Regions from separate parts of the Homo sapiens genome. Here region 1 is linked to region 2. The links are chromatin loops, found by intact Hi-C in ENCODE. Cell type or tissue: HepG2. All regions are shown on one strand. Each heading gives the region's core, and the rest is flanking DNA. Links, peaks and the distances in the headings are about the cores only.

Region 1 (12,533 bases), core at 2,344-10,343, 130 kb after region 2:
GTCTGAGGACAGCAGGCCAAGAGGAGTAAGGTGGAAAGAGCTGTAGATCATCATCGTTTAACCCTTCTGGATTTAAGAATCTTCACTTGCAAAATAAAAGGGGTCAGAATCCTCAGTGATTTTCAAAACTCCCAGTTCCAAATTTATCTGTTGGGTTTTCAAGTAAGGCTTTACATGAACTAAGATTTTCATGGCTAAAACTATTCAGAAAATTAAAAGATTATGTGATTTCTAAAATCCCTTCTCACTCAACATTCTATCGTTTCCGATCACTTTCATGAATGCTTCTGAAGACATTACTGTTTTAACACAAAACTCCAGGGAAGTCTAAGACAACCAATATATGCCAAGCCCACAATTCAACAGCTTGAAGAATGATGGCTAGGACAGACTGACGGTAGCAGATCGAAATGAGAAGTACAAAGAAAGAAGAGCACTCACCTTATTACAGTTCTAAAGTAAGGCATAGCACCATAAACTATGCCTTCCTGTGGTAATGACACTGCGCAGCAGATTCTGCAGATGCAGGAGAAGCATGCTTATTGCATGCATTCAAGGTTTTCCTTAACAGAAATGATCAGGGTACACTCCTCTCTCTAGCCTAACGCTAACTAAAAAGGCAAAAGATTATACTAAGCAACTGGTTTCTGCTAAGTTGTTTTTAAATTTAACAGTGTTTTCAACACCAAAGTTAGATATAACTGGTGAAAAACCAACTGGAAAGTCAAAATTTTACTGTATGATTGTTACCATCTTTAAGACATTCCTGAAGGATTTTGTTGAAGGCTGACAAATTCTATTACATCACATAATGGTCACATAATCACCCAAAAATTTAAAGTGAGCCTAGAAAAAGTAAACATTCAATAATAATAGCTCCATTCCCACATTTGAGAAGTACGACCCTATCAAAACTAACAATAGCTTTTATGAAATCAGTGATTCTTTACTGGGATAAAGAGAAGGCGTGATGGTGAGTTAAGTTCTGCTCCAGGCCAGGCACAGTAGCTCACGCCTGTAATCCCAACACTTTGAGACGATGAGGCAGGTGGATCTCCTAAGATCAGGAGTTCGAGACCAGCCTGGCCAACATGGTGAAACCCCATCTCTATTAAAAATACAAAAAATTAGTCAGGGGTGGTCGTGGGCGCCTGTAATTCCAGCTATTCAGGAGGCTGAGGCTGCAGTGAGTCAAGATTGCGCCACTGCACTCCAGCCTAGGCAACAAGAGCAAAACTCCATCTAAAAAAAAAAAAAAAAGTTCTGCTCTGGAGCCTTCATAGGTATCAGAATTAATTTATTTTTGTCTGAGCACATGACATACACAAATGGAAGAAGACATTTTTTTCTGACTTCTGTCCCCATTTTTGTAACTTAGGCAAAAGATTAGACTTAGTACCCTTACTATAGAATTCATCATGAAGAAGTAATGAGATACTCAGGCCCTTCTGATGAAAACAACCAAAAGATGGGTGAAATTTAAAAAATAATAATTAACTGAGCTAGTGATAAAATAATCTGCAGAAATCAAAAAACAAAAGTGATGGGGGAACTACGAGAGATAAGCAAACACCAAAGACTTCCCACTGCTGGTATTTCCTGACCCTAGTGACCTTTAAATTCTCTTCTAACAGCTGAATGGAACGGTATGCAGGAAACAGATGCTAAAACTTAGGGTCCACTCAAGACAGGGAGGACAACAGGAGAGATGAGCATGAAGCCGAGATCTCTAAAGGGTTTCTCTTCAATGCATAAGGGAACCAGTAATAATCCCATACCACAAGAAACAGCAAGATAACTTGCTTGACTTGTCCTTGGCACTTAGGAGTAGAGACAGGGAGAAAGGAGAAACATCTTCCCAAAATTCATAACCATAACTAGGCCCTCGTAAAAGTCTGTGACCCAAATTTCCACTGACTATGTGATCTTAAAAAAAAAAAAAAAACCTCAGTAGAGAATTCAAAGAAATCCTAAATTGAGAGTGCCCTCCTTCCACCTCTTCCACTCCACAAAAGGCAGAATTACAAATTCGCTCTGGAATGAGACAAATTCAATCCACCCACGAAGAATTCCTACAAATACAAGCCAAGAGATTTGAGTTCATAAGTCAAAAATTACAAAAACACACAGGAAAAGAAAGCCCCATGAATAAGAGCCCCATGAAGAAATGCAGACAGCAGAATGAAACTCAAGAAGATATTAAGGCAGGCGTGGTGGCTCATGCTTGTAATCCCAGCACTTTGGGAGGCCGAGGCAGGTGGATCACGAGGTCAGGAAATCGAGACCATCCTGGCTAACACGGTGAAACCCCGTCTCTACTAAAAATACAAAAAATTAGGTGGGCATGGTGGCAGGCACCTGTAGTCCCAGCTACTCAGGAGGCTGAAGCAGGAGAATGGCGCGAACCTGGGAGGCAGAGCTTGCAGTGAGCCGAGATCATGCCACTGCACTCCAGCCTGGGAGACAGAGCGAGACTCTGTCTCAAAAAAAAAAATTAAATACCAGAATTAACAGACACAGGATGTAAAACAAATGTCTCATATGTGTCAAGAAATGGCAATGAATTGATTATAAGAACAAAGATGAGACTCTAAGCAGACTTTTAAAAAGAACTAAATACAACTTCAAAATATAAAAGTTGGAAAAGCTGAAGTAAAAACTCAATGGTGTGGCCAGGCATGGTGGCTCGTGCCTGTAATCCCAGCACTTTGGGGAGGCTAAGGCAGGTGGACTCAGGAGTTCAAGACCAACCTGGGCAACATGGCGAAACCCCGTGATATGGTTTGGCTCTGTGTCCCCACACAAATCTCACCTTGAACTGTACTTCCATAGGAACCTGGTAAGAAATAATTTGAATCATCAGGGTGGTTCCCCCATACTGTTCTCGTGGTAGTGAATACGTTTCATGAGAACTGGTTTTAACTGGGGTTTCTGTTTTTGCATCTTTCTCTTGCCACCGCCCTGTAAGAAGTGCCTTTCACCTCCTCCCATGATTCTGAGCCCTCCCCAGCCATGTGGAACTGTAAGTCCAACTAAAACTCTTTTTCTTCACGGTCTTGGGTACATCTTTATTGGCAGTGTGGAAACGGACTAATACACCCCATCTTTACCGAAAATACAAAAAACTAGCCAGGCATGGTGGCATGCACCTGTAGTCCCAACTACTTGGGAGACTGAGATGCAAGGTTCACATGAGCCTGGGAAGTGGAAGCTGCAGTGAGCCGGGAGTGTGCCACTACACCCCAGCCTGGATGACAGAGTGAGACCCCATCTCAAAATAAATAAATAAATAAATAAATATTTAAGTAAAAAAATTTTAATGGGTGTGCTTAAGAACTAAACAAGGTTAATATCAGATAGTACTTTTTAGCCAATATTCCTGTCAATGTAAGGTTATTAATGAAAACTCAAGTTTCGTTAAAAACAGGAAACGTGGCCAGGCGCGGTGGCTCATGTCTGTAATCCCAGCACTTTGGGAGGCCGAGGCAGGCAGATCAAGAGGTCAGGAGATTGAGACCATCCTGGCTAACATGGTGAAACCCCGTCTCTACTAAAAATACAAAAAAATTAGCCAGGCCTGGTGGCAGGCGCCTAGTCCCAGCTACTTGGGAGGCTGAGGCAGGAGAATGGCGTGAACCTGGGAGGCGGAGCTTGCAGTGAGCCGAGATCGCACCACTGCACTCCAGCCTGGATGACAGAGTGAGAGTCCATCTCAAAAAAAAAAAAAAATATTTTACAGAGAAGATTTCATGGGAGAATGGATTCATTACAGAACTGCTGTAGAGAGACCATGGTATACTACAAGTATCATTGAACTAGCAAAGCTACAGACTTGAGTCTGGTCTTGGCCATGACATTAAATTATAAATGACCTGTAACAAATCATTCTTTCCAGACCTCAGTTTCCTCAGATGTAAAACTTCTGTCTATAGTACCTTCCATCCCCACATTTTTAGCAACATATGAATTTATCAGCTCTTCCAATTTCATTAAAACATTAAATATACAATGTTGGATAGTCTATTAAAAGTCAAACATTAACAAAGTCCTGAATGAGTTAGGAAATAGCATCATATCCTCAACAATAGCCATCCAATACTAAGAATTTGTAGGCTGATATAGTTTGGCTGTGTCCCCACCCAAATCTCATCTTGAATTGTAGCTCTCATAATTCCCACGTGTCGTGGCAGAGACCCAGTAGGAGGTAACTGAATCAAAGGCATGGGTCTTCCCATGCTCTTCTTGTGATAGTGAATAAGTCTCATGAGATCTGATGATTTTACAAAGGGCAGTTCCCCTGCACACGCTCTCTTGCCTGCCGCCATGTAAGACATGCCTTTGCTGATCTTCTGCATTCCACTATGATTTTGAGGCCTCCCCAGCCATGTGGAAATGAGAGTCCATTAAACCTCTTTTTCTTTATAAATTACCCAGTCTCAGGTATTTCTTCACAACAGTATGAAAATGGACTAATACATAGGCAATGGGGCAAGTATCTCCTTTAACTTACCTAGTATGAATTCTTGAAAAGATGAGGTCTTGTCCTTTTCACACCCAGAAATCACCATCCAAGTGAAATAATAATAGGTTGAAATTACAAAGATACCTTTGACCTATTATTTTGATAATATAAAAGTAACTATATATTAAATGTGTGAGCAACCCAAAAATATCTGCAAATAGGAAAAAAATAATCTGGGAGATGGCTATCCTGCAATTAAATAATTTTTACATAGTCAATCATGGAAAACATACAACTAACTACCTTTCACTCCTTTCACTCTGCCATTATGAAAAAGATAAAAATCACACAAAAGTAAACTAACAACCAGGAATGTTTTCAAGAAAACAATTCAATCTGGAATTAATGTAATTCCTTAACTTAAAAATCTCCTGGCCCACAATATCTACATCTAAAACCAGATTATGGCTAAAAAATGGTGTCTATGAGGATATGTCATTTTGAAAAGTTATATTCAGTATATACTATTTTATAAAGTAGAGAACAATACACCTTACCAAGAAATTAAAAATGATGAAAACATAAAAGAATGTGCATCTATCATTTGGAAAATGTATTTAAATAGCCAAACTATTAGTTTCCACACAACTTTAATATAAATAAAGAGAAAATTCAATACACTGTTCCAGTTTCATGTTTCAAGTCATATTTTAGAATGCAGCATGTATCATTTTAAGTTAGATCAGGTCAGTACACAAAGGAGAACCGCCAAATCAGGCAGGAAAAGCTTCCCAGAGGTGGGAAAAGCACGTGACCTGGTAAAATAAGAAAAGTTCTGGAGGCACAGGAAGCAGCCCATGTGACGGTGTGAAGGTATAAACACAACAAAGAAGTGAATGTGAGCTGTAAAAAGATGAATCCAAAGTATAAAGGTGAAACAAGTTCATCTCATAAATGAGAAAGGGCGAAGAGTCAAAGAGAAGGCTTAACCCTCATACCTGTTCTAGAAAACACCATGTGCCCAGAAACTGAATCAAAGGCAATGAGAATATTTATGACAAAACACATTATACAATGAGTTTGAGGAATCATAAAAAGAGTATCAAAGTAGTAGGCCTTGGGTTATGTGAAATTCAGTATCTGACTACCTGTGTTCTCTCTAGCCCTGTGCTAGTAACTGGAGAACATGACTTTTAAAGTGTGACACCCATTAGTGAGTGGTGAGGTCTTTGCAGTGGACCACTACCATCTTCTTTTTCAGTAAAACAGATCAGACACACATCTTTATTAGGAGTAAACAAAGTCTTCTGAAACTTTTGTTTCAATATGTAAGTATGTATGTATGTATTGGGTTTCATATTATTTATCACTCTAAGTTGAAATTTTTTAAATTTTATATACAAAAGCATAAGAAAAATTTCAAAATCATAATTCAACTGGGGAGTAGAGAGTGAATAAAAATTAGCTTTTCATGATTACATATAAATAAAAATCCATTTAAAAATAAATTTAAAGATGTAGAGATAAGAGAATAAGTGTCAAAACTATGTCACAACACAGGATGTACTATAGCAAGTCTGGACAGGAACAACACTGAGTGCTGGAGAACTTGGAAAGGCTTCACAAACAGATGGAACTGAGAGTTGCTTCCAAGATGGCCGAATAGGAACAGCTCCGGTCTACAGCTCCCTGCGAGATCGATGCAGAAGGCGGGTGATTTCTGCATTTCCATCTGAGGTACCTGGTTCATCTCATTGGGACTGGCTGGACAGTGGGTACAGTCCACGGAGGGTGAGCGGAAGCAGGGTGGGGCGTCCCCTCACCCGGGAAGCGCAAGGGGTCAAGGGATTTCCCTTTCCTAGCCAAGTGAAGCTGTGAGTGACTGTACCTGGAGGAAGGGTACACTACTGCCCAAATACTGTGCTTTTCTGACGGTCTTTGCAACCGGCAGACCAGGAGACTCCCTCCCGTGCCTGGCTTATGGGTCCCACGCCCAGGGAGCCTTGCTCGCTGCTAGCACAGCAGTTTGAGATTGACCTGGGACGCTGGAGCTTGGCAGGGGGAGGGGCGTCCGCCATTGCTGAGGCTTGAGTAGGTGGTTCTGTGCTTACAGCATAAAGCAGCAGGGAAGCTTGAACTGGGCGGAGCCCACCACAGCTCAGCAAGGCCTACTGCCTCTCTAGATTCCACCTCTGGGGGCAGGGCATATCTGAACAAAAGGCAGCAGACAGCTTCTGCAGACGTAAACGTCCCTGCCTGACAGGTCTAAGAGACCAGTGGTTCTCCCAGCATGGTGTTTCGAGCTCTGATAACAGACAGACTGCCTCCTCAAGTGGGTCCCTGACTGGGAGTGCAGCCTGACTGGGAGACACCTCCCAGTAGGGGCCGACAGACACCTCATACAGGCTGGTGCCCCCTGGGACAAAGCTTCCAGAGGAAGGATCAGGCAGCAATATTTGCTGTTCTGCAGCCTCTGCTGGTGATACCCAGGCAAACAGGGTCTGGAGTGGACCTCCAGCAAACTCCAACAGACCTGCAGCTGAGGGGCCTGTGAGAAGGAAAACAAACAAACAGAAAGGAATAGCACAAACAGATGGAACTAAACAAGCCAGGCTTTGACTCTTTCTTTAGGGGTATTTTCATTATAGCTTTTCATGTTGGTACAATGAAAACCCTGAACTACAAAGAGTAGGCATTTAAACGTTCCAACCGCAGGCTGGGCAGGGGACTGGGTGACAGCCTTCAAACCAGGAGGCTGCATTCGTGTCCCCATTCTAATATAAACTAAACTACTGAGCCACTGCAATAAAACACTGCCTCAGTTTTCTCATCAGCAAGACAGGAGACCAGATTTGTAGCACCTATTGCAAACCCAAAATGCTACAATTCTAAAATAGCAGCACTACTGTAGAGTTACCAAAGTTTAAATTTAGAACAAATATTTGTTCTAAACATTTGAGCTCCAAATTACTAATCTGCAAAAAAGGGCAAACAAGACTTGCAACATGGCTTGTTTCTGTGAAAAATGTATAGAAGATGTTCAGAACAATGCCTGGCACAACAGGCACAAAGCAAACTTCCTTTGCCCATCTTCCTCCATCCCAACTACAATGCCATCTATTACTCCTTCCTTCAGATGAGTCTTTCAAAAAACACAGTCCTGACACAATTTCTGTGGCTGGGAGGGAAAGTATCTGGGGGTTCTGCACTGATCTGCAGTCATCCTAAGAGTCTTGGTCTATACTTCCTCCTCTAGTGGCCTCCTCTATGTTAAAACAAAAAACAAGCTTTTGATCTGTAAATGTTCACAATGAGACAATGAGCTACTGAAAGAAATCTCATAGTTTTTAACTATCCCATCAAAGTTAAAATGTGCACCATAAAAAGTAGAAGGGTCTAGACCTAAAACTGGCATTGCACCATTGTGGTACACATGGCAGAAGCTTGCAAAAGGCTTAAAATCAGAAATCGGCACAAAGCAAAGTGACCCTCAGTAAGATATATGGTACCAATGACATAAAAGGGAACAGAGAGGTTCAGCTGCCAACACTAATGGAGAAGTCAGAACATGTTGCTAAGTCTGAGAGAAATGAAATATTGTACAACCAGTTATCAAGCTCTAATAATCACATGATCAAAGGGCCTTTGCCTCTATTCCTATCACAGGTCTTCTGAAAACCATTTGTTCCATTGCAGGAAGAAAGAGAAACAATATAATTTTGCCGTCCAGTAGTGTTTATGTTTGTGTATACATCCCATTCTCCCACCTACCCTCCATATCCCTCCTAAAAATCTTCAACCTGATAGGGAAGATTTCTGGCAAGTTCTCAAAAACTGAATTTCTTCCCAGAAGAAATTAAAAGTAGTTTACTTTCTCCTTCAACTGCCACCACAGAAGCACATATGTAACATATTAAACATCTAAATTTCTCATCTCTTCAGAAAAAATCCAATTCTATGATTAATCACTGCGCAAGTAACTGCAAATTTAAATTTACTCAGAGGACTCCACTTATGTAATAAAAAACAAGTTACATATCTGAATCAATATTATAATTCACTGCTAAATAACTAAGCCAAAACCAACAGGCATGTAATTTTAACTTTCAAAAGTTCAAACGTCCACTAGAAACTCAATGTTCCTATTAGACATGTCAAAAAGCACAGTATTCCGATTATTTTATTCAGTATTTTCAATGAAAAGTTTCACCACATAATTCATGGCTAAATGTGTTATAGAGAATATTTAGAGAGAACAAAAGAAGATTCGGATTTACCTTAAGTCTTTTAACTCAGTCAAGATATGGAAATATAAGATCACTGGATGCCAAAAAAATAAACGAACGAAAAACAAGCTTTTGATCTGTAAATGTTCACAATGAGACAATGAGCTAATGAAAGAAATCTCATTACTTCATCTCTGTTAGAAGTAACAGTAGTAATAATACTGGCTTTTCCAAGAACCACTCTGTCAAGCCTTCACATTTGGCTTAACAATAACATCAAAAGGAAAATTCTCAAATATGACCAAACTCAGCATAAGAACATACTTGAGTGCACGATGAAACTTTACAGATCCTACTTTCCTAACAATACAAAAAACTTTCAAAAAATTAATAAAATACTCTCATGGATAGCTAACATTTAAAACATAACTATATCTGAACTCCGTAACTGGCACCTTACCTAAGGCAAAAAGGGTGGGCAAGATGTGTTTTTTCAGCATCTTCACATTGTCTTCAATGCAGGGATTCACCCACTTTGGTGAACAAATTACAAGAATGTTTCATCAAGCTCTTTCTACCATATTCTTGATAATTTCTATATCTATTCCACCAAATAATGTTTCAGCTCTATAAAAAGCAAGGATCCCTGGATTGCCACCCTGCGTACCCTTCAGACACCTGACTTGGATAACAGATTTCTGTGATTATGCTCAGTGAGAAAACCTGTGTTGATGCTTTTCCACTTATAAAAACATGAACGCTTCTATTTTTCCCAGCACCTATGTTACAGTATAATAAAGTATCTGTAAAGTACCTACCACTCCTGAGAAGAAAATCACTATATAAATACAAGGTATTATTAAGTTCAAGTGAAACCAAAATCAACAAATTACATTATGGACTGACTTAGTTTAATAGTAACGGAGTTCATACTCCAGATTCCATATGCAGACTCTGACTCACCCTAATAAAAAGCAAATTATCATCAAACTTACATAGTTTTATCAAATACTCGGAATATTCCATACACTTCAAATAAAAAAAAGTACTCATATTGTGAACTATCTAGAAAGAGTTCTTCATTCTTACCACAATAAGAAAGTGACCTGTAGCTCTTTCCGTGTCACTGAGACAACAGGAATATTATATTAAACCACAGTTAAGTGGAAAGAACAAAGCAGCATCTCTGCCAGTCCTGTTTTCTAGACCTCGATTCCCCTGACCTATAAAATGTGGTTCTCTCTTACCATTTTCCAGCTATAAAACTGTGGAAGAACTGAAAACAACTTTTAAGTTCTGCAAAAATAAAAACCATTCTTAGTAACCACACCATCAACAGCTCATAAAATGACAGTGTCACTCTAAAGCTATGCGTAGGCCAGGTGCAGTGGTTCATGCCCATAATACCAGCACTTTGGGAAGTCAGAGCAGGAGGACTGCTTAAGGCCCGGAGTTCTAGAGAAGGCTGGGCAACATAGCAAGACTCTGTCTCTACAGAGGATGTTGTGGAGCACGCCTGTAGTCCCAGCTGTTCGGGAGGCTGAGGCAGGAGGATCATTAAGCCCAGGAGTTCGAGGCTGCAGTGAACTATGACCTGGGCGACAGAGTGAGACCCTATCTCTTAATAATAATAATAGCAAATAAAAATAAATGTATGCATAATTTTTGTGAAGGATGTTAGAGAAATGCTGCAAAGAACTTTATTCCATTAATGTAGTTTCGGTCTTTTCAACAACAAGAAAGCACCACTCTTTGATAAATGGTGGGGAAGTAGAAAAGAACTGGCTGCCAACTGGCATGAAGCACGGTCACATCCAAAACATACGAGTGGAGTGACCAACATGAAAAATGGCAGAGTAGAAAGCTCCCAGGGTTAGTCCTTCCACCAAAACCATTAAGCTGAAAAATACATCAGAATCAACTATTCTGAACCTTAGAACCTAATCAGACATTAAACACCCAGGGCAGTAGTTGATGAAGGGAGAAGAGAGCACAGCATGCAAACCAGCTACTATTCCCTACTCCTCAGCATCCCCAGAGGCGGGCACAGGACCACCTCCTAGAGCAGCTGCCTAGTAACAGGGCTGGCAGCGGGAACCTTGCCCTCAACAATTTAGGATTGTGCATTTTGCTCAGTTCTGGCAGTAGCCTGGGGAAACAGCACAGATTCTTGCTTTTGTTTCTGTCCCCTTAGGCTGCAACCTTTCTTGTTTTTTTCCCTTTATTGAGGGGGATGGGGATCCAGACATTATACTAAATCTCTATCAAGTCATAGCTGTCCAGAGATAGTAAGACAGAAACTTCAGTGACCACACACAACAAGGAATACAGACTTTGCAAAACTGGTTTAGAAAAGTCATTATACAAATGGATGACTGCAAGCCTCAAAAAAGCAATCACTGAGGAGGTGGAGAATCTGATTTTCAGAGTCACCACATTACAACATTCAAACTGTTCAGTTCTCACACACACACAAAAAAAATCACAAAACATGCCAAAAAAAAAAAAAAAGGAAAATATGGTGTATTTGCAGGAAAAAAGAATTTGACAGAAACCATCCCTGAGGAATTCCAGACACTGGAATGACTAGTCAAAGGTATTATTAAATCAATCGTATCAACGGTATCACACTGGGGTCCCAAAACAAGAGCTGAGCACGCTTACTTCCCCACGACTAACGTGGTTTTTTCAGTGAGTCACTTGTTGAAATCTCAAATTTCCTGGATGAGAACCATTTCTGCAGGGATCAAATGAGGTCAAATCACAAGTCCAAAAAGATTACACAAGTATCACAAGTCCAAAAGATTAGCTAATTCTTGAAGGCAACAACATTTAAATTCCACCACTTTGCTTCAGCAAGCCGTGACGCTTAAAAACAAGGGTGTCAGAAAAATTCTGGATGAAAAGATCAGTTCATGAAAGTAAGGAAGGAATAGTGTTGTGCAGCTATAGAAATAACAAGAGCTGAATGACACTCAAAGTTTATGTGTGGCATTTTCAAAATGCAGTAAAATTCATTTTTTAAAATAAGCACAGATTTACATATGTTAAACACAATTTGAATACAAATTCAGAATGCAGGAAGCAGTCAATATGGGAACTTGAGTGTGGGTACATTACAAAGAAGAAAGGTAAGAACTGGTAAGAGACACTTTAGCCATAGCAGGCCAGAAGGCTGCACAGGTGTGAAACCCTCCTGGTGAGAGGGTGAGCAGTGAGCTCCACCACCACTTCTCAAACCACGTGACTCTGGGTGAGTCACTTTCTCAGTCTTAGTTTCCTCACCATATCATACAGGAAAATACCTACTCTGCCTACCTCGGGGTTACAGAAATCAAATAGTGAATGTGAAAGTGCTGTAAAACGTAAAGCATTATGTAAAGGTATGACTAGAAACATGAGTCATTTGGATTTTTCTAAGTAATCATTTTACCAAAGTGAGCAACGTGATGGAAACTTGCCCCAGTAGAGTGAAGTACCTTGTTCAAGTACACTTGGTTTTGAAAGCCACTATGTAAATGGAAAAGAGACCACTCTTTAACCTATGTAAAAGTCTGAGGTTAGCTTCCTATGGACAGTTAAAATATCAGAACAAGCACCAAATCCCTTTCATATGCTTTGTATAAAACCTTTTATTTTATAAGTACTCTAAGTTCACAATCTAAAAATAATTCAAACTGTAAAGAGGGTGTAAAACTCAAAGTATTATTCACCACTCCCTCTCTTAAGGTTCATTTCCCTGGAGACAATACCCATTAACGGTTTTAGTTCTTAATAATGATTATCATAACTTTAAATAATATATTGCATGCCTCAGTCAACAGCTCTTAATTCTGTGCTTTTGC
Region 2 (12,533 bases), core at 2,130-10,129:
ACTCACAGAGGCATTGTCTTCACTGTATTATCAGAAAATATTTATTGAGGCTCTATACTCAGGTCTGTGGCTTGGTGTTGGAAAGTACAAAGTGCCCCTGATTCACGGTCTCTGCCTTCTAGCTATGAATTCCCTATTCATCTATAATTTCCTTGAGCACCAAGACCAAACCTTACAGACTCCTGAATGGATGTCTGCATATAGGTCTCCTGCATGGATGACTGTGCTTGGCACATAGAAGAATTTCAACAAATACCTGCTGCTTCTGTTGTCTTCCACATGTACCAGCAAGCTAACATGTAGGGGATACCACTCAAAATCTGACAGTACACAATTAACTGCTAAATGGGCAGTTGAGACACCAAAGCGTTTTAGGTTTTTTTTCTCCATTTTCCCCGGCTCCTTGCACAGCGAGGACCAGGATCATGTGATCTGTATTTCTTTTGCTGTCATCATTGCTAGAGACCACATACTGAGCATGTCCTTGTGCCTGGCCCTGGGAGAAGTGTGGTGTGCATTCTCTCTTAATTTTCACAACTCCAAGAGGCAGGTATTACAATTATTCCCATTTTACAGATTAAAAACCTGAGGCTTAAAGAGGTTCAATTTGCTCACAGTTACAGCACATTGAGTCTGTCTAGTAACTAAGGTGATGGCAGCAGGAATTGTCTAGCAAGGCATAAGACACAGGGGTCAGTGATGGTTGGTGGCCTAAGCCCCTCACCCAGCACCATATATTTTCAATGAAGATCATGGACCTGTCTATGTTTTCAATGAAGAGCCCGTGTGGTTTGAAAGTGCACCAACTGCAAAAAGCAGACTGCATCCTGGAGGGGCAAGTCCCCACGTATAACTTGCCCAAGAGCCTGGATGTGTGGACTCACTCTTGGCATGGCCGTGAAAAGCAGTCATCCACTTCTTAATTGATTGTACACTGGTTCCATCTCAAGGATTCCCAGAGAGGATTAAGAAAAAGGATGTTATTCAACCAAAACGCTGATCAAATTAAATATTCAGATCTCAGATATGTCAGTTAAGATCTCAGCTCAAGGCTGAAATATTTATAAGGAAGATCCTTTCCTCTTTTCCTCTTCAAATCTCACATGTCTGTACTCAGTCCACCTCCCGCTTCCAACCCCTTTTCCTCTCTTCCTTCACACTTTGCCTCTTCAGAGCAAATACACTTAGCAAACCCGTGGATGTCCCTAACAAGTCCAGGGACACAGCTCATCCTCAGCTTTCTAAGAACTCATGATACTGATGCCCAGGCCATGAAACCGGACCCAGAGGGCAGCAGCTTTACCCGTGCAGCTCATTCAGCACCTACCATATGCTGCAGGATAAGTCTAGGAGAACCGGCCTTCATTGTCTCTCCCTATGCGTCCCGCCTGGTCCTTGAAATAAGTTTGGAGTTAGAGACTAGTTCTCGGTGGGGCTGTTGAGACCTCTAAGGCAGCAAGTTCACACTTCATTACCCGCTGCTATGACCAGGGAAACACAGATTCCAGAGATAGGCTGTCTCTCTGAGCAAAGTACTGCAGTAACGAGCAGAGACTCCAAAGCCAGAATTATGGGCTCCCTGCCCGGTTCTGTCACTTCAAGCTGTGTGGCCTTGGGCAAGTCACCCAGCCTCACTGTAGATCTGTTTTTTCATCTGCAAAATGGGACGACAATGCTGCTACTGTTAATGATGATGAAACAGCTACTATTGGTAAATAACTTAGAACAGTGCAAAACACAATCCACTCGTGATTTTTTAACCAACATCAAACATTATTAAAAACCTTATTAAAATTTTTAACCAACATCAAACCTTATTAAAACATCTCAGCCTCTGCTCTTGGTCCTGAGCTCATGAACTGTGGTTGCCACTAGAGCAACTGTTAATGGAAACACAAATTTCTGATACAGATTAAATATTGAGCTGAACCCACTTTCACTAATTCAACAAATTAGGCTTTCTTTGCCTTACTCCCAAAGAAAGTTTTGATCTTCTGTCCTCTTGGGACCTTGTCAGGTCTCTGACCCTGATCCTCTCTGCTCCTCCCAACTGCTCATCAGATATCAGGGTCACTGCCTCTTTGGCCCCATTTCTGATGGCCTTTGGGTTCTAGCTGCTCTTAACTTCTGCCAGTAAAAATCTTGGCTCCTATTACAACTTCAATGTAGTTCAAGTCAATGCTCATGTATTAAGCACCTACTAGCCCAAAGCACTTAAAGAGATGCGACGATATTCCCATGCATACCCTCGGGTGAGGTGCATGCTGGGCTCATTGAGTTATCACACAAAATGGAAAAAACCCTCTGGCTGAGACCCAAAGTGCTGCAGGCAGAGTCACATGCAGGGGCAGAATGGGAGGCAGCCTCAGAGAAGGGGCGGCCTTTGACCTTAAAAGATGAGAGTTCAGTAAGGAGAGCATGGGTGCAGAGCTTTGAAAGCGCAAGATGTTTATTTAGTCATCCATTCATTCAACAAGCATTTACTAAGCACTTGTCATGTGCCAAGCACTGGGTTTGCATTCCTGCTCTGTCACCGTATGATCCTGGTGTATGATCTTGGATGCTGTAACCTCTCTGTGCCCCAGTTCCCTCAAGTATAAAACCATAACACTTAGCTATCTCACAGATTCGAGTGCTCTTCGGACAGTGCCTGCTACATATGAAGTGCTCCATGAAGGCTTACCGATACTGTTGTTGTTATAAGTTGAACAAATGATTGCCTTAAATGCTGTATCTGCCACCGAAAAGCTCACAAACATTGCTAGAGCAGTGGATATAAAAATGAATAATAACACTTCTGTGTACTTTCCTGGGAAAGGTATCCTATGATGTTTTTGTGTGTGAACCACATCCCTTTCCAAATTCTTGCAAATGAAAATGTCTGTGTGTGTTGCTGGCTTTCTCACAAATTCCACTCATGGCATCTGTACTCTCCATTCAGAACTTCACATCAGTCTGCGCTTCATGTACTAAAACACTCTTGCTTCCATTTCTGCCACCCTGGATTATCGTTGCCTTTGGGCTCTGCCTCTTTTGTCCTCGGTTCTCTGATGTTTTTTACAAATATGGGGCGTACCGTGCTGGGAGCGGGGGCACACAGTGTGTGGAGAATGAATGAGCCAGTGGAGTAAGTGACCCAGATCTCTGAGGGGAGCACCACAGGTGGGCCACATGGCCACCCCAGAGAGCCTCCATAGGATAGTGGCCCCATCGTGCCCTGAGTGGGGCTTGGTGGACTCAACGGAAGAGGAGGCGGTGCAGAGAGGAGGCGGTGCACCCGGGAGCTTGTGCTCCAGTCTGCAGACCTTGAGGAACCACAGATGATTTTGAGCGGGGGAGTAACAGGACACAAACTGTTTCCAGAAGACAGAGGGGCAGCAATAGGAGCCTGGGCGAGGAGCAGGGTCAGGAGTGGGGAAGACAGGTCATCCTCTCTCTCCACTCTATGTCAGCAGGTCTCAGCCAGGAACAATTTTCCTCCCCCTCCCCTCAAGACATTTGGCAATGTCTGGAGACATTTTTGGTTGTCACCAGTTGGGGGTGGGGGTGCTACTGGCATCAAGTGGGCCGAGGCCAGGGAAGCTGCTGAACATCCCACAGAACTCAGGACAGCCCCGCAAACAAACAATCCAGCTCCAAGGGTCAACAGTGCGAGACTGAGAGCTCTGGCCTGGAGCACCTCATCAATAACACTCCGCTCCCAGAATTGAGTCTCCAGCCTTGACAGGTGAGGCTCCTTCCACGCCCACGCTGTGAAGGGTCTGCAAACCAGGAGGACCCTGCTTTTTGCTGGGGCAGACTGTCCCCTTCCCTCTCCCTGTGCATCCCACCTTGTCTTGGAAATGAGCTTGCAATGGAAAGACTCGCTCTGTGGCAGGCTGCTGGGATCTCTAAGGCACTGGATTTACATTCATTATCAACCACTGTAACAAGGAAAGCATGGATTCTATTTGGGCAATAAGCCAGCTCAGAGGCTTCTGCACAACCCCAGAGACCCCGCCGTTATTGCTGGGAACACACATGGCAGGAGTGTCATGGCAGGGACCAGGAGAACACGGCACCGGTCCCCCACCCCAGCTGTGAGCCACCGCAGCTTCCTGCAGCCACTCCTCTCTCACCAGCCCCATGGCCACTTCTCCTCTGGAACGAATGTCAGCCCCACCTGGCTCCTCTTCTCTTGTCTTCTGCTCACCTCACCTGACCTCATCCATCCCCACATCGCTTCAATTCTCAATAACTGGAAAATTCGCATCTCCAGTCCAGACCTATCTGTTAAGCCCCTACACCCCGCAGACATCTTCATGGGAATGTGAGGACCACCTCAGCCTCCACGCTCCCGATGAACTCACAGTGGCTCTGTGCCCGGGCTCCTGCTCTGCTGCTCCCAATTGTCCAAGCTGGAAAACCCTAAGCATCCTCCTTGTCTCCTCCAGCCCCTGCCTCTGCCAGCAGCTGACCGCCACCAATCCTCCGCACTGGCCTCCCTGTGTCCCTGTCCCTGTCCCCTCCCACCACACCCTCACACGCCCGTCACTCCACCTTCTGTGCAGGGCCATGGGCAGCACTCCTGGCCACCCTCACCACATGCCATCACATTTTCCTGCTCACATTTTCCATGACTCCAATGTTCTGTTTTGTTGTTTTGTTTTTTTTTTTTTAAGACGGAGTCTCTCTCTGCCACCCAGGCTGGAGTGCAGTGGCGCAATCTCGGCTCACTGCAAGCTCCGCCTCCCGGGTTCACGCCATTCTCCTGTCTCAGCCTCCCGAGTAGCCGGGACTACAGGGGCCCGCCACCATACCCGGCTAATTTTTTTTGTGTTTTTAGTAGAGACGGGGTTTCACCGTGTTAGCCAGGATGGTCTCGATCTCCTGACCTCGTGATCCACCCACCTCAGCCTCCCAAAGTGCTGAGATTACAGGCGTGAGTCACCGCGCCCGGCCAACTCCAAAGTTCTTATTTGTTTGTTTACCTTTTGGATCCTGTTTGTATTTCTGTCAGTGACTTTGGGGATGATGTAGATAAATAAATGCATCAGAGAGCACTTGTCCATTCATAATGGCCCCTGGTCTTCACCACCTGTGAGACAGTAAGACAGTTGGTAGTGGCACCATTTCACAGGTGTGGAAACTGAGGCCAGCAGGTGGAAGAACCAGACTATTGGTGCTTCAGTAACTGGGCAGAGCTCGGGGGAGAACCCAGCTACCTGGCTGGTCCCATCCTGGGGTCTCCTGGCACCCTGTCCCACTATGGTGTACCCAGCCCTTTCTGGAGAAATGTCACCTTGGAGCACAAGTTTACAATCTGTTGGGTCCAAGAGAGGAGGAGGTCACTCTGTTTTCTCCTGTAATGCAGGCAGGGCCAGAATGGAACTGGCACAAAAGTGAATGGAAAAGGTCTGGAAACACGCCAGCCCCAGCAGCCTCCTCCCCACTCCCAGCTCCTCCACAACACTGGAGGGTTTATTTGTTCAATTACTCTCCCCAACTTTGAACCTTGTTGCTATTCTAGTTTGCACATTCCTCCAAAGTCATTCCCCTTTTTGCTAGATGACAAAGTTACAGTGAGAGGAAAGAAACCAGGGTCAGTGGTTTTGTCAAACCAGCCTAGCTCAGCCCAGGCCATCGTCCACTGAGTTACGTAAACAAGACCTCAAGCAGACGAACGAGGGTCTCCTTCCCTTCTCCCCTACCCCAGCCCCTCTCCAGACTCCCATCCCCCAACCTCTGTCCAGTTGACCAAGATCCCTCTGGATAGCAAGGACCTAGCTCCGGAAAAGTGCTCTGAACGCAGCCACGCTGTTGAGTCAGGACACCCGGCTGGGCTCTGGTCACGGCTTTGTTCATTGTGCAAGTCAAGGACAGGGCACAGGATGAGTCCCCTCCTCCTCTGGTCATGGAATCTTCACTTGTACTCTGCAAGGATGGACTGATGTTTCAAGGACCAGGAGGCACGAGTGATCCTATGAAATGGGTACCCTGCCCGTAAGAGCCTGATGACACACGGGACCCCAGTTACCTCTACACTGTGGCTCTCCCTAGGCAAGATGGGGAGCAGAGCACAGGCTAGCAGTGCCGTCCCTGGACCCTGCGTCCTTGGATGGGGCAGCAGGAACAAATGCCAGTCCTATTTCCAGTTCTCTGAGAAATCTCCATACTGTTTTCCATTAATATGGGGCCTCCGTTATTGCTCTTTCTCTGTTATATTACAATGGTTCCACAATATCTTTAAGTCCTTGTGTTTTAAGAACAGCCCAGGGTTTATCTCAGAATGCCAAAGGGGGTGCGGTGGTAACCCACACCTGCCCAGGAAAGGGTAAGTCCCTGGGTGGTGCTAGTTCATCCACTGAGGCCAGAGAGACAGGAGAGGGCCAGGCACAGCTACCTGCTTTACCCAGCATGAGGTTTCTCTCTCCTGACGGCCTCTGCTTTTGGGTCAATGGCCCAGGTAAAAAGACAGGTGGAGGTATTAACTTCGCTCTGCTCCAACCAGCCTCAGCATACTCTTTGAAAGCAACAACCAGGCCAGGTGCAGTGGAGCACCCCAAAGTGCTCATCCCAGCACTTTGGGAGGCTGAGGCGAGCGGATCACCTGAGGTCAGGAGTTTAAGACCAGCCTGACCAACATGGTGAAACCCCATCTCTACTAAAAATACAAAAATTAGCTGGGCATGGTGGCACTTGCCCGTAGTCCCAGCTACTCGGGAGGCTGGGGCAGAAGAATCACTTGAACCTGGAAGGCAGTGGTTGCAGTGAGCCAAGATCGCGCCACTGCACTCCAGCCTGGGAAAAAAAAAGAGAGAGAGAGAGAAAGCAACAACCAGTCAGAAAAGTTTTCTGTCTATATTTAGACACATAACTGGCTGTCTTTAAAAAAATAAAATAGGCAAGGCAGGCTTCCTTTGGCAGAGCAAACATGTCCACAATCCCACAGACCATCCTTCAGTTGTGGAAAAACCTCCCGAGGCCAGGGCTGCCTAATGCAGCTCTTGCTAGGAGCCCTCCCAGCCACAGAGCCCTGTTGGTGATCCCAAAATGCAGGGAGGGACTGGGGGTGCAAACAACTCACATGGAGACTTCTCTGTTCCAAAGCAGCACCTACATGCTTGGGCAAGTGCCTGGGATAAGTCATTGGTCCCTTGGCAGGGACATTTTTTCCTCAGCAGACAGGGGTTCTGATGACCAGGTAGGTGGGAGCAGGTGCAGGTGTGTGATTGGGGCAGGGCAGGGCAGGGACCAGGAAGGTAGGAGATCAAAATCCACCCCAGGGCTTTCCAGCCAAGACTGCCTTTAAGCTAATGGTTTTCAAAATGAGATATTGATTTTGAATCCTACTTCTTTCAAAAACCTGCATCAGCAAGCCCTGTGCCAGTGCTTGTGATTTAATAACCCAGAGTGAGAGTCTCCGCTTGGGGCTGAAGGGGCAGGGCTGATTGTTAATGTTCTGAGCATGCCAGGGGATGAAGGCCTCTGTCGGAGAAGCTCAGGTAACCATTTCCCTAGTGGTCCTCCCGCACCTGCACCCCCTGGCTAAAGCTGTCCCTGCAGGCCTGTTCAGTCGCCAACCTCACCTCTCTGCCCAGCTCCTCCTTCTTTTTTCCACTTAGACCAGGGGCGATGTTTGCCCACCTGCCCACCAGGTGAGGTGCCCTTACCCACCTAAGACAGCACCTGGGGAGGCAGCATGGCTGAGGGGGATGACTTTGGTGCCAAAAAGACCCTGGGGCCAAATTCTGGTGCCATCATTTGCTAACTTTGGAAATATCATTTAATTTTCCCAAACCTCAGTTTCATCATCTGTAAAATGGGTACAACCACTTCAGTCACAGACTCTTGGTTAAAAGTAACAGAAACCCAGCTGGGCACGGTGGCTTATGCCTGTAATCCCAGCCCTTTGGGAGGTCAGGATGGGAAGGTCACTTGAGCTCAGGAGTTCAGGAACAGCCTGGGCAATATGACGAGACCTCATCTCTACAATTTTTTAAAAAATTAGCTGAGTGTGGTGGCGCACACCTGTGGTCCCAACTATTCAGGAGGCAGAGGCAAGAGGATCACTTGGGTCCAGGAGGTCGAGGCTGCAGTGAGCTGTGACTGCACCACTGCACTCCAGACTGGGTGGCAGAGTGAGAAGTGAGACCCTGTCTCAAAACAAACAAACAAACAAAAGTAACAGAAACCCATTTGAACTGGCTTAAGCAAAAAAAAAAAAAAAGTGATTTATCAAGGGGAATCTGTGGTATGTCATGAAATCCAAGGAGGAGCTCAGCTGAAGAAGGCTCAGCAATCCACAACACTACCTCCTGAGAATGAGGGAAGGTAGGGGTGCTACACAGAACAGGCTTATATCAGGGCCTGGCACACAGTCGGTCCTTACATGTTGGCTGGTATGATTTCTAAGTGACTGGCACCCTACCCCAGTGTCTCTATCTGAAAAGCAAGGTTTCAGATCTAGATACAAAGAGATTTCACCACATTTGTGAACTTTATGTCTGCTCTGTTAGCATCCTTAGCATTTCTAATTAGCCAGCGGAATTTTCCAGGCATACTTAGGGATTTGTTCTATCTCATTTGTTTAATTTTTCCAGCCAGAGCCTAACTTCTTTCTGCCTTGCTCTGCGGCAGAAGCAGAGGCACTGGGGCTGGGCTGCAGACAGGAGCCTAGGGCCGGCGGGGTCCCCTTCTGCTCCCCTCTGCGGTCATGGAGCAATGCAGATGTGAGCCCATGCTCATCATTATCACCATCTCCGTGCTCACCTCACATCTCATCATCCCCATGGTTTCTGTCGAGTTCCTCAGGCTCTTCCTGGAGGTCCCCTGCTCTCTTTCTGCATGTAGCATCACCCGTATCTGTAGGTGGCTGCTTTCCAGGGACCTCAGGGCCATGTGCCACACACACAGCCACCTCGGTGGCAAAATATTTAATCAAGCCACCTGTGAGCCACACAAACAGACACAATGCACCGTGTGTCCAGCATAGCTTTGGAATCGGAAAAACCTGACTTTAAATCCTAACTCCATTGTTAACTAGTCCATGACAAAGCAAATCATGTACTATCCGTATTTTACCCCAACTTCTTATTTTGAAAAAAAAATTACATGAAAGTTACCATCTTACCCACTGTTAAGTGGACAGTTCTGTGGCATTAAGTACATTCGCATTATTGTGCAACCATCACTACCACCCATCTCCAGAACTCTCTCCACCTTGCAAAACTAAAACTCTACAGCCATTAAACCACTCCTCAGCCTCTCCTCCCTCCAGTTCCTGGCAGCCTCCATTCTATTCTCTCTTCTATGAATCTGACTACTCTAGGTTCTTCATACAAGTGGAGTAATTTAGTCTTTGTCCTTTCTTGACTGGCTTATTTCACTTACCATAATGTCCTCAGGGTTCATGATGTTGTAACCCATGCCAGAATTTCTTTCCTTTTTAAGTCTGAGTAATATTTCATTGTGTGCATATGCCACATTTTGAATTTTGAATGAATTTTATCCATTCATTCATTGTTGAGCACTTGGATTGGTTGCTTCCATGTTTTAGGTATTGTGAATAATGCTACTATGAACATGGGTGTACAAATATCTCTTTAAGACCCTGCTTTGAGAATATACCCAGAAGTAGGATTTTTGAATCATATAGTGGTTCTATTTTTCATTGTTTGAGAAACCTCCATACCGTTTTCCACAGCAGCTGCACCATTTTCCATTCCCACCAACACTGTACAAAGTTTCCAAGTTCTCCAAATGATCACCAACACTTGTTATTTTCTGTTTTTTGTGTTGTTTTGTTTTGTTTTGTTAGTAGTCATCCCAACAGGTGTGTGGTTTTATCTCATTATCATTTTTATTTGCATTCTTCTTATGATTAGAGGTATTGAACACTTTTCATGTGCTTATTGGCCATCTGTATATCTTCTTTAGTGAAATATCTATTCAAGTCCTTTAGATGTTTTTGCATTGAGTGTTGACTTTTTTGTTGTTGAGTTTTAGGAGTTCTCTATATATTTTGGATATTAATCCCTTATCAGGTATGTAATTTGCAAATATTTTCTCCCACTCTGTAAGTTGTCACTTTACAGTATTTATAGTATCTTTTGATGCACAAAAGTATTTAATGGTCATGAAGTCCAGTTTATTTATTTTTTTAACCTGTGCCTTTGGTGTTATACAAAGGAAATCATTAGCAAATCCAATATCATGAAGTTTTCCCTATGTTTTCTTATAAGAGTTTTATAGTAATAGCTCTTACGTTTAGGTCTTTGATTGATTTTGAGTTAATTTTTGTATATGATGTTAAGTAAGGCTGCAACATTATTCTTTTGCATGTGAATATCCAGTTTCCCCAGCACAGTTTGTTGAAAAGACTGCCCTTTCCCCATTGAATGGTCTTGACACCCTTGTTGAAATCATTCAACCATATATGACAAATCAACCAAAAATGGTTTATTGGGCTCTCTATTTCATTCCATCTGTCTATATGTCTCTCTTTATGCCACTGCCACACAGTTTTGATTAGTGTAGCTCTGTAATAAGTTTTGAAATCAGGGAGCATGTGTCCTCCAACTTTGTTCTTTTTCAAGATTTTCTTGGCTGTGGTATTTTTAGCTTTAATTTCACCATCTGCAAAATGGGGATGATATTTGCACCTGCCTCACTGGATCACGTGTGTGTGTGTGTGTGTGTGTGTGTATTAAATGAGGTAAGATGCGCAAAGCACTTAGCATTTTGCCTGGAATATAGTAAGTTATATATTTAAAATATTTAAAATTTCTATTAACATAAAATGATACAAAAATTCTTTAAGGATTTATTGCCTCTTCCAAACTGTGGAATTCCCACAACTGTGATGTATCTTTTGTGACACGTACATCTCTGAGAAGACTCATTTAGAATCTATTACTAAATACTAGGGTACATGTCAGCTTCCCTGTGTTTACTGGTCCCATCTCAGCATGAACAACTCTAGACTAGGGAAGTCACACCAGTGTTCAAACCAAGCTTTGCCACATCATAACCAAACCCCAGGATGAGACAGTCTCTCTGTGCTTTTGGTTTTTTAATATTTTTTAAATGGGCATAATAATACTTTCTTCAGAGTCTTTTAGGGTGGGGGCAGGTGAGGGTGAGTTTATGTAATGTGTATGGAAAGCCTTAGCTCTGCACCTTGCACAGTCAGCACAAAATAAATTCCTCCTGCCTGCCCATCTCTCCCTGTCCCCTTTCAATTCTGCTTCAGACAGCTTGTTTCATAGCTTTTCTGCATCTCCCATGAAAGAGGCGCATGCCACGGTCTCTGACATGAGAGAATTCACTATCTCTTTAAGGAAACAAGAATAACCTCCTAAAACAGAAGCAAAACAACCCCACATCCTGCCCTTGAGGAAGCGCCACGTCCCTAAGGGTTTGAGGAGTTGACCACTGGTTCAGCAGTCACCAGGCCCTGCTCAGCCAGGCATCTGAAGACCATGGTGTTCTATGTTCTAAAACACGTCCCAAGGGCTCATTTACATATTCATCAGGAAGTAGCAATTGAGGGTCTGCCACCCAGATTTGGACCCACCTGTCCCCCTGTCTCATACGAAGGCAGATCAGCACAAAAATACAATCCAGAATGATGAGTGCAGTGGGGTTAGAGCTGGATCTAACACCAGCCTCCATCTGCTTCTGTTTCCTGAGCTTCTTCAAGGAAAAAAAAAAAAAAAAAAGCTAGAAACACAGAATTTTCTCTCTCTCTCCTTTTTTTTTTTTTTTTTTTTTAGGCATCTGGTCCTGGCTGGAGTGCAGTGGCAAGATCTTGGCTCGCTGCAACCTCCATCTCCTGGGTTCGAGCAATTCTCCTGCCTCAGCCTCCCTAGTAGCAGAGACTACAGGCATGCGCCACTATGTCCAGCTAATTTTTGTATTCTTGCAGAGACAGGGTTTCACCATGTTGGCGAGGCTGGTCTCAAACTCCTGACCTCAAGTGATCCACTCATCTCGGCCTCTCAAAGTGCTGGGATAACAGGCATGAGCCACCACGCCCAGCTGAAACACAGAATTTTCCTAGTGAGTTAGGTCCAAGTGACAGAGCAACCCACAAGTTTTCCAGGTACCGTGTTATTGTGTGGATGCCCCCAGCTTGAGGTGCAGATTGTCTGGGAAAGCCCTGAACCCTCTCCCCTCAGGCACGAGCATGAGGCTACCTGAGGAGGGACCGGAGAGGTGGGTCAGCAGTTCCCTCCTCTCTGCTGCCCAGAAGTTCGACAGGAAAAACAACATCCTAAGGCACCAGCAGTCGTGCAAGAACAAAGCTTCCAGCCCAAGGTTCTTCGCACTTCCTCTTCCCTTGCTCCACCTAAGTCTTCGTCTCTGTGAAGTGATGTGCAGTTGCTGTGCTGGGAAACAAATCTCCTGACTCTGACATAAAAGGACGTGTTTTGTGCCTTGCTTAGTTTCAAAGGTGAAGTCAATAAAACATCGATGATGCTGGCACCATGGACAGGAATAATGCCCCCAGGGCCCCTTCTAATTATTGGCTGTAAAATTTTGTATTCCGC

Evidence for each region. Peaks named below come from ENCODE experiments on the same cell type or tissue, not always from the same donor. Only the 100,000 strongest peaks of a DNase experiment are listed, where the experiment ranks them.
Region 1: it touches region 2 in a loop (2.3-fold over the local background); 2 of 110 quality-filtered maps call a loop at or near these places.

The regions. Positions count from the first base shown.
Region 1 is chr13:27,119,378-27,131,910 of GRCh38, forward strand. The region is part of intron 1 of USP12 (ubiquitin specific peptidase 12); the gene reads right to left. USP12-AS1 (USP12 antisense RNA 1) reads left to right here and starts at 6,156. Exons shown (of 3, transcript NR_046547.1): 1 at 6,156-6,199. RefSeq lists enhancers at 6,447-6,946, 11,694-11,763 and a silencer at 11,794-11,843. In HepG2, for the core only: no CTCF peak of the experiment used is centred there; a DNase peak (open chromatin) is centred at 6,724.
Region 2 is chr13:26,986,186-26,998,718 of GRCh38, forward strand. No RefSeq gene overlaps it. Among named protein-coding and RNA genes, the nearest start is that of USP12-AS1, 130 kb to the right of the region's middle. RefSeq lists an enhancer at 11,151-11,420. In HepG2, for the core only: no CTCF peak of the experiment used is centred there; DNase peaks (open chromatin) are centred at 2,366, 5,006, 5,476 and 5,836; H3K4me3 peaks cover 1,595 bases.